Linked DNA regions of Homo sapiens: regions 1 and 2 are each linked to region 3. Evidence: chromatin loops called from intact Hi-C (ENCODE). Cell type or tissue: endothelial cell of umbilical vein. All regions are shown on one strand. Links, peaks and the distances in the headings refer to the core of each region. The heading gives the core; the rest is flanking DNA.

The links. Hi-C counts contacts between places; a loop is a spot of excess contacts. Peaks named below come from ENCODE experiments on the same cell type or tissue, not always from the same donor. Only the 100,000 strongest peaks of a DNase experiment are listed, where the experiment ranks them.
Region 1: it touches region 3 in a loop (19-fold over the local background); 102 of 110 quality-filtered maps call a loop at or near these places.
Region 2: a loop joins it to region 3, with 15 times the contacts of the local background. A loop is called at or near these places in 2 of 110 quality-filtered maps.

The regions. Positions count from the first base shown.
Region 1 is chr3:32,507,664-32,512,118 of GRCh38, forward strand. It overlaps the pseudogene RPL31P18. Among named protein-coding and RNA genes, the nearest start is that of MIR548AY, 3.5 kb to the left of the region's middle. In endothelial cell of umbilical vein, for the core only: a CTCF peak has its summit at 2,635 (motif pointing right); a DNase peak (open chromatin) is centred at 2,648.
Region 2 is chr3:32,467,440-32,471,894 of GRCh38, forward strand. No RefSeq gene overlaps it. Among named protein-coding and RNA genes, the nearest start is that of CMTM6, 33 kb to the right of the region's middle. RefSeq lists silencers at 248-317, 908-1,017. In endothelial cell of umbilical vein, for the core only: CTCF peaks have their summits at 579 (motif pointing left) and 2,630; DNase peaks (open chromatin) are centred at 452 and 2,592; H3K4me3 peaks cover 187 bases; H3K27ac peaks cover 1,704 bases.
Region 3 is chr3:32,662,736-32,667,190 of GRCh38, forward strand. No RefSeq gene overlaps it. Among named protein-coding and RNA genes, the nearest start is that of CNOT10, 20 kb to the right of the region's middle. In endothelial cell of umbilical vein, for the core only: no CTCF peak of the experiment used is centred there; a DNase peak (open chromatin) is centred at 2,236.

The sequences.
Region 1 (4,455 bases), core at 196-4,195, 160 kb before region 3:
CAGGAGGATTCCTTGTGTCCAGGAGTTCGAGACCAGACTAGACCCCATCTCTAAAAAAAAAAAAAGAAAGAAAGAAAAAAAAATTAGCTGAGTGTGGAGGCATATGCCTGTAGTCCCAGCTACTTGGGAGGTTGAGGTAGAAGGATCGCTTGAGCCCGGGAAGTTGAGGCTACAGTGAGCCTTGATTGTGCCATTGTGCCACTGCACTTCAGCCCAGGTGACAGAGTGAGACCTTGTCTTAAAAAAATAAAATAAAATAAAATATTGCCTTTCCAACTTGGACCCAACAGAATGGCTTCCGCAAAGAAGGGTGGCCAAAAGAAAAAGGGCCGTTCTGCTATCAACGAGGTGGTGACCCAAGAATACACCATCAACATTCACAAGCGCACCCATGGAGTGCGCTTCAAGAAGTGTGCCCCTTGGGCACTCAAAGAGATTCGGAAATTTGCCATGAAGGAGATGGTAGCTCCAGACATGTGCGTTGCTACCAGGCTCAACAAAGCTGTCTGGGCCAAAGGAATAAGGAATGTCTCATACCGAATCCGTGTGCGATTATCCAGAATAAGGATGAAGATTCACCAAATAAGCTCTATACTTTGGTTACCTATGTACCGGTTACCACTTTCAAAAATCTACAGACAGTCAATGTGGATGAGAACTAATTGCTGATGGTCAAATACATCAAAGTTATAAAATTGCAAAAAAAAAACAACCTAATTTATTAGTTAAGTAATCAGAAGAATGTAAAACTGGTTTATAGGCGGTTATGAGAGGGGTGTGTGTGTGTGTGTGTGTGTGTGTGTGTGTGTGTGTGTATTCAGTGAAAGAAAAAAAATAATGCTAAGATAAGATTGCTAGGTTAAATCCAAAACTGGTTTATGGTTTACCGGAAAATAAAATTGTTATCTTTGTGATGAACTCTAACACAGATAAATCATTTTTATCTCCCTCTAACAAAAATAATTTGCAATTTACCAATTTTCTATAATTAATACCTTAATTATGGAATCTGGGCCCAACTCAGTAATAAATACTAACTCAAAGAAAATTGTCTTTCCCTAGACGATCAGATGACCCTTAGGAGGGTTTTGTAGACCATGCTCTAGTCTAGGGGTCTGCAAACTTTTTCTTTAAAGAACCGGATAGTAACTATTTTAGGCTATGAGAGCCATATGGTCTCTGTCGCAACTACTCAACTCAACTGTTGTTGTAAAACAAAAGCAGCTGTGGATGATATAGTAACAAATGGGTGTGGCTGTGTTCCAATACAACTTTTATAACAGCAGGCAATAGGCTGAGCGCCGTGGCTCACGCCTGTAATCCTAGAACTTTGGGAGGGCAAGGCAGGCGGATCACCTGAAGTCAGGAGTTCAAGAGCAGCCTGGCCAACATGGTGAAACCCCCTCTAAAATACAAAAATTAGCTGGGAATAATGGCAGGTGCCTGTAATCCCAGCTACTCAGGAGGCTGAGACAGGAGAATCGCTTGAACCCAGGAGATGGTGGTTGCAGTGAGCCGAGATCACGCCACTGCACTCCAGCCTAGGCGACACTGTCTCAAAAACATAAAATTAAATTAAAAATTAAAATTAAAAAATAATAAAAGCGGGCAGTAGGCTGGATTTGGCCCACAAACCATAGTTTGCTAGCCCCTGCTCTAGTTCAGTAGTTCTCAAACTTAAGTGATCATGAGAATCCCCCGGAAGGCTTGTTAAACCACAGATTGCTGGATCCAACTTCCAGAGTTTCAGACTCAGTAGATCTTGGGTGGAACCTGAAAATTTGCACTCCTAACAAGTTCCCAGGTGATGATGATGCTGCTGGTCTAGGGACCACACTCCACACTTTGAGAACTACTGTGCTAATATGACATTGAAAGGGCACTTGGTAATCCTTATTTCCAGGTTTTGGGTCATTTGTTCCAACAAAGGGAAGATGAAGAACTCAGATTAGGGCACACTGAGATTGAGGTGCCAGAGGGCATCAAGCGGAGTTTGTGGTAAATAGTTTCAAATTTGGATCTGGAGGCTGGGCGCGGTGGCTCACACCTGTAATGCGAGCACTTTGGGAGGCCGATATGGGCCAATGACTTGAGGCTAGGAGTTCAAGACCAGCCCAGCCAACATGGTGAAACCCTGTCTCTACTAAAAATACAAAAATCAGTCGGGCGTAGTGGCGCATGACTGTAATCCCAGCTACTCGGGAGGCTGAGGCACCAGCTCTGTTTAAAAAAAAAAAAAAAGGATCTGGAGCATTGGAGGAAATAAAGCATTTGGGAAATACTCATAGAACTAAATAGTTACAGTCATAAAAGTGCTAAGGGGATGAACTTATAGGAAGAAGAGGATTTAGGCCAGAACTTTGGAAGGAGTAGGAAAGAAGGTGAAGAAGAGCCAAGAAAATAAAGCAGTGGTTAAAGAGCGGGAAGAGACAAGAGCAGTGATGTGAAGGCAAAGAAGAGTCTTAAATTGTATGAATATTTCCAAATTCCACAAAGTGTCCAAGAATGCCAGATAAGCAAGAACTTTGGATCAGAGATCTCCTAGGAGAGACAGCTTATCAAAGTTCCTCTCCCAACAAAACTAGACTAGAGAATAAGCAAGTAACATCATCAACCTCCACATTTTCTTTACACCAGCAGAGGGCCGCAAAGGCAAAGGAATGCTAAGGCTTCTGCACTCACCAGTGCAGGGTTAGTTCTTAGGTGTCATTAGGGGAAAAGATTGTGTGTCACTTAACCTCCTTGCTTCCATCATTATTTGGTTATTTTAGTCCAGGACAGTTTGACCACGTGAGTGAGGGATGTGATAAAGAAAGGAAGGAGCTTCTGAGTGCCTGGGGAAGGGAAAGGGTGGGGTCCAATTTGGAATTTGGATTGCAGGGAGACCCTGTCATCCCCAGGCAGCCCTAACACAAAGTCTAACCTCATAATGAGTGCCATTGCAGGTCATACAATCAATCTTACAGGTTTTGTCTTCATTATTGATTAAATTTTATTTTTTGAAAATATGAAACATTGATAAAGGTTTCAAAAGTAGAAACATACAAAAAGGTTCACTTAGAGAAATGTCACTCAGTCTCTATGCCTTCCACCTGATTCCCACCCACCCCTCCACTGTAAGTAACAAATTTTGTTAGTTTCTGGTTATCTTTCCTGTGTTTCTTTAGTGGAAAGGGACAGATACAGATGGGTATGTGTGTTACATATATATTAGTACTTTTTATTTTCATTTATCAATACATCCTAGAAGTTACTCTATATCAGTTCATAGAAATCAATTTCATTTGAAAAAAATTGTAGTTACTCCATCATGCAGCTATGTCACAGTTTATTTAGCCAGTTTCCTATCCATACGCATTTAGGTTGTTCCCACTATTTTGCAATTACAAATGGTGAATAAATCTGTGAATGTTACTTTTATATTGTGAATAATACTTTTGTATTACTTTTGTATCTTTAGGGTCAGTTCCTAGGCATGTGATTACTGAGTAGGCATATGCAATTTTGTTAAACTGCAAATTTCATTCACTAGAGGCTATATACTATTTGGCACTCCCTCGAGCAGTGAAGGAGTGCATGTATTTCTCCATTGCCTCTCCAACACTGTGGTCAAGCCTTTGAATTTTTTTCATTCTGATAGGGAGAAATAATATTTCAGTGTAGTTTTTTTTTCTTTGTTTGAGACAGACTTTCCCTCTGTCACCCAGTCTGGAGTGCAATGGCATGATCTTGGCTCACTGCAACCTCTGCCTTCCCGGCTCAAGCAATTCTCCTGCCTCAGCCTCCTAAGTAGCTGGAACTACAGGCATGCACTACCACGCCCGACTAATTTTTGCATTTTTAGTAGAGACAGGGTTTCACCATGTTGGCCAGGCTGGTCTCGAACTCCTGACCTGAACTGATCCACTAGCATTGACCTCCCAAAGTGCTGAGATCACAGGTATGAGCCACCGCGCCCGGCCTCAGTGTAGTTTTAATGTGTACTTCTCCCATGAGGAAAGCTGAACATATTTTCATATCAAGGGCCATTTTTATGTTATTTTTGATTTGTCTGTTCATGTCTTTTTTTTTTTTTTTTTTTTTGAGACAGAATCTTGCTCTGTTGCCAGGTTGGAGTGTAGGGACGCAACCTCGGCTCACTGCAATCTCTGCCTCTCAGGTTCAAGCGATTCTCCTGCCTCAGCCTCCCGAGTAGCTGGGACTACAGGCACGTGCCACCACACCCGGCTAATTTTTTGTATTTTAGTAGAGATGGGGTTTCACCATGTTGGCCAGGATGGTCTCGATCTCCTGACCTTGTGATCTGCCTGCCTCAGCCTCCCAAAGTGCTGGGATTACAGGCGTGAGCCACCGCGCCCGGCCAAGACAGGGTTTTGCTTTGTCGCCCAGAGCTGGATGGAGTACAATGGCTTGATCTCAGCTTACTGCAACCTCCTACACCCGGGCTCAAGCCAT
Region 2 (4,455 bases), core at 196-4,195, 200 kb before region 3:
TGGCTCAGTTGTGAATAGTGATAACAGCCAGAATAATGGTCACGCGGAATACTGATTTAACCGAAACTGTGACAAACCTCATCAGCCGGGCAGGGATGCGTGTGGAGCGAGCCGCTGGCCAAGTGCTGCCAGATGCCCCAAGTGACCCAGAGAAATGGTCATCTGGATTTCCACGCTAAACATTTCCCGATTTTTAAATGCTGCCAAGTATCTTTTCAAAGATACACTTCAGGCCAAACACACCTGCTGGGGGCTAGCTGAAGCAGCCAGCCCCAGTTTGCGATCCTGCCCAGGAGGGCCCTCAAGCGCTTGCCCCAGGGTCTTGGCAGTTCTCCGGAAAGTCGGGGCCCCGCCGGTCTGGCAGATGCTTCCTAGCGAACCCAGGGGCAGCGCGCTGGGCGGAGGCCCTCCCTGGGGAGCCCCCGGGGTCCCCGGCCAACAGCTGTGCCTGCTGCCACACCTCCCAGCTGGACACAGCTCTCCTGTAGCGAAAACAAAACCCACCAAGCAGGTGGCTGCAGGAGCCCGCGCGCAACGCGCCCGCTCCTGGCCGCGCACGCCCCCTGGCGGCCATCGGGAAGCATCGCCGCCGCGTTCCTTGGGGAGAGCCACGCCTCTGGGAAAGCTAAGAACTGTTCACATTAGAAGCATCCACTTGCACGGTTTTTTTGTTGCTGTTTTTTGGGGGGTTTTGTTGTTGTTGTTTTGTGGGTTTCTTTTTCTTTTTGAGACAGAGTCTAACTCTGTCACCCAGGCTGGAGTCCAGTGGCGGCACGATCTCGGCTCACTGCAACCTCCAACTCCCAGGTTCAAGCAATTCTCTTGCCTCAGCCTACCCAGTAGCTGGGATTACAGGCGCCCACCGCCACGCCCGGCTAATTTTTGTATTTTAGTAGAGACGGGGTTTCACCATGTTGGCCAGGCTGGTCTCAAACTCCTGACCTCATGATCCGCCCACCTCGGCCTCTCAAAGTGCTAGGATTACAGGCGTGAGCCACCGCGCCCGGCCTGCACGTTTTATTTGAACCTCAGGTACACAGATTAATCATCATCCTGAGTTCATAACACTCTTACACTCTAATCATGGTCCATGCATGGCCTCCTTCCTCCCTCCTTCCCTATTTTTTGTTTATAGTCAGCACTGAAGCTAGTCGTGACAACCTGCATTCAACTGTAACAATATGCTTCTTCAGTTCATCACCCTCCCATCTTTTTCCTCCCAAGGTAACCTCCCAAATCCCCCATTGATCACGGGCTTGCATTTCTTGTAATCTTGGTAGTTTATAATTAAATGGAAAAGATACCACACTGTATGTAATCTTTCAGGACTTTATTCACTTACCATTATGCAACATGTTACATCCTCTTGGCCTCACCTATCCCTTGATCCAGCCACCACTGCAGTGCTAGCCCTGCAAGGCCTACGACCATGTCATGCCAGCATAACCTGATAGCTGTGATTTGGGCCTTCAACTGTCACCTTGGCGCTTTCCTGTGGACACTGCCATGGGACCTGCTCAGCGGCCACACAGTGCAACTTGCAAGTGCTGCAGGGGAATTCACTCCCTGTGAGGTAACACTGACCAATGGGACACAGGAACCAGTGCGTGCATTCTTCCTCCTCCTCTCCTGGACCAGACCACCCTGAGGCACATTTTACACAGCTTCTCAGAGGACAGTCCTGTGGAATCGAGCAACCAATCACACAGTGGTGGCTAACTCAGTAATATCCTCATATTGGCTCACTCTCCTTCCCTGGTTCACTCATGATGATGGCTCAGCGGGCCACGTGGATACAAGCTGAAAATGTGTGCTGGCTGCACTAATAGTGTTATTTCAGGGGTAGCCTTGAAAGACAGCAGTGAAAGGAAACACTCCCAATGGGCAAAGCTCTGGGCAGTGCATCTGATCATCCGCTGGAAAGAAAATATACAGACTCAGGGAGTGGTGAACGGCTTGGCTGATTGGCCAGGGGACTGGAAAGAGAAAGACCGCAAGGCCCCAGAGGGATGAGTGAGACAAAACGAGTCTTCAGCCACTAAACTTCTCAAACAAGCAAGTCATTTGAACAAGAGGTGGATTTCTTACAAAATGCAAACTCTGAGTAATGAGGCCACTGCATATCAGAAAAAAAGCCCAGAAAAAAACCTGCATAATACATGTTATGACTGAAAGCCAGGTATGGATGGAATGAAAGGGACAGGCAGAGCTGGACTAGCTAGGGGGCTGTAAGGGTGCTCAGAACAGCAGATGACCTGATACAAAACCTGGAGTGGATGTCACAGTTCCTGTGGAGCAAAGATCTAAGTCTCAGCTGATACAACTCAGTCTGGGGCAAACGACAGCAGAGGGACAAGACTTAGATGTGGGGTTGCATCCCCAGATTCATTCCTACCCAGGAGGAAGTCCCAAATATTCCTAAACTTACTACATACTTGCTGTGGTTTTGTGAGGTGGTGTGTTGTGTGTGTGTGTGTGTCTGTGTGTGTGTGTGTTTGCCTGGATTGTGCTTCTCTTTTGCAAGAACCTGTTCACTGGATACATTTATTGTGACCCCTGTTGGTGACTCATATCAGGAGCAGTCAGATGCATGCCCAAGAATGGTGTTTACTCATAAAGCTTGCCAAGCATAACATTTGAAACAATGCCTCTTTCTGGGAGAAGAAAAAGTATTTGGTCTTCTCACACAGGTTTTATACCAACAGAGGTGCTATACAGCGCTTTCTTTTTTTGAGATGGAGTTCCGCTTTTATTGCCCAGCTGGAGTGCAATGGCGTGATCTCAGCTCACCACAACCTCCGCCTCCCAGGTTCAAACGATTCTCCTGCCTCAGCCTCCCGAGTAGCTGGGATTACAGACATGAGCCACCACACCTGGCTAATTTTTTTGTATTTTTACTAGAGACAGGGTTTCTCCATGTTGGTCAGGCTGGTCTTGAACTACCGACCTCAGGTGACCCACCTGCTTCAGCGTCCCAAAGGAGCCACCGTGCCCAGCCTATACAGAGCTTTCTTTAGCTGAACATCCCTGTCTGTCGAATGGATGCTGGGAACTCTACTGTGGATTAGGGAAGCTTCAAAAAGAGTGTGGCCATCTTTTGTTTCAATTGTGCTGACATAATAAAAATGAATGAATGTTTTGCTGCCATCCTACCTGGTACTTGGTTTGCAACCTAGGGTATTGCTAATGCATTATTTTAGATCTCCCTGTGGGGAATGTCAGTTTGCTTTCACGAGCACAGCATATAGCACACTTTTATTGCCCTGAATTTCCCAGTGATGTGGCATCAGTGGGTTGGACAAACCCAGCACAGTGTGAACTGCTGGTGTATGGGCAGGCATTTCCATCATGTCTGCACAAAGAAGACTGCTTTCAGGGCGTTACATGCCACCCAAGCACCACTGACGAAAGACAGGTGGGCCCTGAGCAAGGACAAAACCCAGGCGCTCTGCCTTTCAAGTGGTCATCTTGGGGGCTGTGTCACAGCTCAAATAGATATTTCACAATTAAATAAGGAAAACTTTGTAATAGCCACCAACTACAAAAGAAGAAGAAGGAGGAGGAGGAGGAAGAGGAAGAGGAAGAAGAAGAAGAAGAAGATAGAAGAAGGACAAGGAGGAGAGGAGGAGAGGAGGGGGAGGGGGAGGAGGAGGAGAAAAGAAGAAAAAAGAAAGAAGAAGAAGAAGAAAAGTGGCCCTACAGCAAAATTGGCCGCTGGATGGTACATCCCAAACCTAAGAATATTCCTACAGCTTCCATCCCCCAAGTCATCAGACATGTGGCCACATTTGCCCAAGAGCCTGAACAACAAAGAACCTAAGAATCAGCCCAGACAGCAGTAACAGAAGCCTTGCCCTAGAGCCTTTATTTCCTTTGGGTCAAGGAACTACAGGGGTCTGGGACTAACTGCACAGTTGATTAGAGCCTTTGGCAAACCAGACTTCTCTGGTTCTTCTTCTAGACTTTGACCTTTTGAACTTGAGGACTTCTTCCTGCTGCTGAGAAACAACGGCCAGCATCACTGAGCCCTGCCTACGCAAAACAGTCTTCAACTTGACATTCTCATCCTGCAATTCTGAACTAAGTTTCACAAATGGGTGGGACAAGCTCCAGAACATCCCATCACGAGAAGAAAATGGATCTTCCAATTAAGGGCCAAACCCAGCTCCTCAGCCTTTAGCCATCTTCAGGGTGGGTCAAACAGGTGGTGGCCCACCCAGGAGACAGAAATAGTGTCTTTCCTACTGTTTTACAAAAACTGCTGGTTTTATGAAGATGCCACCTATGAAACAGGCCACCTGACAAGAAAGCATCACTGAAGAAAGAGCCCACCCACCTCTGAGCAAGCAGGGCCTTTGGAATGCTACAGCCATCTAGTGATGGCGCAAGGGTGATGGCCCACAGCTTTGGGCACTCTGTGCAATGGGCTGAACTCCAGAAGGGATTTCTGGCCAC
Region 3 (4,455 bases), core at 273-4,272:
GACAGGAAGTCAGGTAACAAGCCTTGCCAGTCTACAAGTGCTTTGGGACAAGATGTAGGGACAGCTGAGTGGGATTTCCCAGCATTTCCTGCAATTGAGCAAGGTTCAACTGCTTGCAAGGTTAATGAAATATGGCTAGTCACCAAAGGAAGTTAAACAGTAGCAAAGATCCAAAACAAAGTTACCTGCAGGAGAAGATACCTAGGTTTATTTCCATTTGCATTATTTGCTATAAATAGTGAGGCCTTGGCCTCCTTGTACCACCCTAAGGAAAAGGACTATTGTTCTTTCTTTGGTTTTATTGATAAATGAAAGAGCAAAGGTGGAAGGTGTACCCACAGTCGGTAAAATTCTCAGACTGAACCAGCTGGACTGAGGAAGAGAAACAAGAGATGGTATGCATAGGGATATCTGGTAGTCCAGACAGAAGTAAGTGAGAGAAGAGATATTTCTTCTCTGAAATATATCAGAAAGATAGTGGCTAATCCATCACAGACACAACAAATACAGGTTGAATGGAGGAACACAGACCCCAGTCAGTCTCACTATGTGGTTACTTATGTATGTAGTTCAGCTAAGTTATTTACATTCATGTTGGAATTGGACCTACAAGGTTTAAACCTGACAGTTTTGAGAGACATTATCAGACACTCAAAAAAAGAAACCTGTTTAAAAATGCCTTCCCTGGCTCTCCCTCTCCCTCTTCCCTCTTCCCTCTTCCCTCTCCCCTCTCGCCTCTCCCCACAGTCTCCCTCTCCCTCTCTTTCCATGGTCTCCCTCTGATGCCGAGCCGAAGCTGGACTGTACTGCTGCCATCTCGGCTCACTGCAACCTCCCTGCCTGATTCTCCTGCCTCAGCCTGCCGAGTGCCTGCGATTGCAGGCGCGTGCCGCCATGCCTGACTGGTTTTCGTATTTTTTTGGTGGAGACGGGGTTTCGCTGTGTTGGCCGGGCTGGTCTCCAGCTCCTAACCGCGAGTGATCCGCCAGCCTCAGCCTCCCGAGGTGCCGGGATGGCAGACGGAGTCTGGTTCACTCAGTGCTCAATGGTGCCCAGGCTGGAGTGCAGTGGCGTGATCTCGGCTCGCTACAACCTCCACCTCCCAGCTGCCTGCCTTGGCCTCCCAAAGTGCCAAGATTGCAGCCTCTGCCTGGCCGCCACCCCTTTTGGGAAGTGAGGAGCGTCTCTGCCTGGCCGCCTATCGTCTGGGACGTGAGGAGCCCCTCTGCCTGGCTGCCCAGTCTGGAAAGTGAGGAGCGTCTCTGCCCGGCCGCCATCCCATCTAGGAAGTGAGGAGCGCCTCTTCCCGGCCGCCATCCCATCTAGGAAGTGAGGAGCGTCTCTGCCCGGCCTCCCATCGTCTGAGATGTGGGGAGCGCCTCTGCCCCGCCGCCCCGTCTGGGATGTGAGGAGCGCCTCTACCCGGCCGTGACCCCGTCTGGGAGGTGAGGAGCGTCTCTGCCCGGCCGCCCCGTCTGAGAAGTGAGGAGCCTCTCCGCCCGGCAGCCACCCCATCCGGGAGGGAGGTGGGGGTCAGCCCCCGCCAGGCCAGCCGCCCCATCCGGGAGGTGAGGGGCGCCTCTGCCCGGCCGCCCCTACTGGGAAGTGAGGAGCCCCTCTGCCCGGCCACCACCCCGTCTGGGAGGTGTACCCAACAGCTCATTGAGAACGGGCCATGATGACAATGGCGGTTTTGTGGAATACAAAGGGGGGAAAGGTGGGGAAAAGATTGAGAAATCGGATGGTTGCCGTGTCTGTGTAGAAAGAAGTAGACATGGGAGACTTTTCATTTTGTTCTGTACTAAGAAAAATTCTTATCCTGTTGATCTGTGACCTTACCCCCAACCCTGTGCTCTCTGAAACATGTGCTGTGTCCACTCAGGGTTAAATGGATTAAGGGCGGTGCAAGATGTGCTTTGTTAAACAGATGCTTGAAGGCAGGATGCTCCTTAAGAGTCATCACCACTCCCTAATCTCAAGGACCCAGGGACACAAACATTGCGCAAGGCCGCAGGGTCCTCTGCCTAGGAAAACCAGAGACCTTTGTTCACTTGTTTATCTGCTGACCTTCCCTCCACTATTGTCCTATGACCCTGCCAAATCCCCCTCTGCGAGAAACACCCAAGAATGATCAATAAAAAATAAAAAAATAAAAATAAAATAAAATAAAATAAATGCCTACCCTGGCTGTAGAATAATTTGTGTTATGATACCACCTAGTGGTCAATGGTAAATGTATGTTTTCAAGTTAAGCATGTACAAGCAAAGGCACAAAGATATTCAATACATATGTAAAATGCACGTCCACAAGGATCACTGTCCTTTATAAGCTGATAGTCAATGTTTTGAAAACCATTGTTTTTCATATATATTTTCCCCTTTTAAATTGTTTTCTCTACCTTTTCCTTAATGGTAGTTAGTATTCCGTGGTATGGAGTTGTCTTCATTTATTTAGCCAATCTTCCACAATGATCTTGTGAGATATTTTCCAATTTTTTGCTATTTCAAAGCATATTACAACCACCATCTTTTTACATGTAACTTGTCTTCCTTTGCATGATAACTGTGCAGACACATGTCAATAGAGGGCTCTGGCCGGGCCCGGTGGCTCACGCCTGTAATCCCACCATTTTGGGAGGCCAAGGTGGGTGGATCACCTGAGGCCAGGAGTTCGAGACCAGCCTCGCCAACATGGTGAAACTCCGTCACTGCTAATAAAACAAAAATTAGCCAGGAGTGGTGGTGCATGCCTGTAATCCCAGCTACTTTGGAGGCTGAGGCAGGAGAATTGCTTGAACCCAGGAGGCAGAGGTTGCAGTAAGTTTGCGCCATTGTACTCCAGCTTGGGTGACGAGCAAAACTCCACCTCCAAAAAAAAAACAAAAGTTCATTTCTTTCTTGTGCGGAAATAAAGTATAACACATACAATTATGTACAGCACATAATACTTGGTAATGATATTTAAAAATTATGTTACTAGTTTATGTATTTACTATGCTGTACTTTTTTCATTATTTTAGAGTGTACTCCTTCTACTTATTACAAAAAAAGTTAACTGTAAAACAGCCTGAGGCAGGTTCCTCAGCAGGTATTCCAAAGGCAGGCACTGTTTTTGTTTGTTTGTTTGTTTGTTTTGAGACAGTCTCGCTCTTTTGCCCAGGCTGGAGTGAAGTGGCACGATCTCAGCTCACTGCAACCTCCACCCCCCAGGTTCAAGCAACTCTCCTGCCTCAGCCTCCCAAGTAGCTGGGACTACAGGCATCGCCATCATGCCTAGCTAATTTTTGTATTTTTAGTAGAGACAAGGTTTTGCCATGTTGGCCAGACTGGTCTCGAACTCCTGACCTCAGGTGATCCACCTGCCTTGCCCTCCCAAAGTGCTAGGATTATAGGCGTGAGCCACTGCACCCAGCCAGGCATTGTTATTATAGGGTTAACTAAGGTTAATTTATCATTGAAGATAAATTTCTGGCCAGGTGCAGTGGCTCACACCTGTAATCCCAGCATTTTGGGAGGCCAAGGTGGGAAGATCGCTTGAGCCCAGGAGTTCGAGACTGGCCTGGGCAACATAGTGAGACCCTGTCTCTTTTTTTTTAATTAAAAAATTAATAAATAGCCCAGGCGCGGTGGCTCACGCCTATAATCCCAGCACTTTGGGAGGCCGAGGCGGGTGGATTACGAGGTCAGGAGATCGAGACCATCCTGGCTAACAAGGTGAAACCCTGTCTCTACTAAAAATACAAAAAATTAGCCGGGCATGGTGGTGGGCGCCTGTAGTCCCAGCTACTCAGGAGGCTGAGGCAGGAGAATGGTGTGAACCCAGGAGGCGGAGCTTGCAGTGAGCCGAGATTGCGCCACTGCACTCCAGCCTGGGCGACAGAGCGAGACTCCGTCTCAAAAAAAAAAAAAAAAAAAATTAGTAAATAATGCCGGGTGTGTTGGCTCACGCCTGTAATCGTTTCACTTTGGGAAGCCAAGGCGGGTGGATCACCTGAGGTCAGGAGTTTGAGACCAGCCTGGCCAACACGGTGAAACCCCATCTCTACTAAAAATACAAAAATTAGCCGGGCGTGGTGGCATGTGCCTGTAATCCCAGCTACTCGGGATCCTGAGGCAGGAGAATCACTTGAACCTGGGAGGCGAAGGTTGCAGTGAGCTGAGATCGTGCCACTGCATTCCAGCCTGGGCAACAAGAGCAAAACTCTGTCTCCAAATAAATAAATATATAAATAATAAAGAGAAAAATTTTCTTTCTATAAAGGTAGTGTAGTTTAAGTGTACAGTGCTTATAAAGTCTACAGAAGTGTACAGCAATGTCGTGGGCTTTCACATTAACTCACCACTCACTCACTGACTCACTCGGAGTAACTTCAAGCCCTGCAAACTCCATTCATGGCAAGTGCCCTATAAGGGTGTACCATTTTTTATCTTTTATACTATCATTTACTGTGTCCT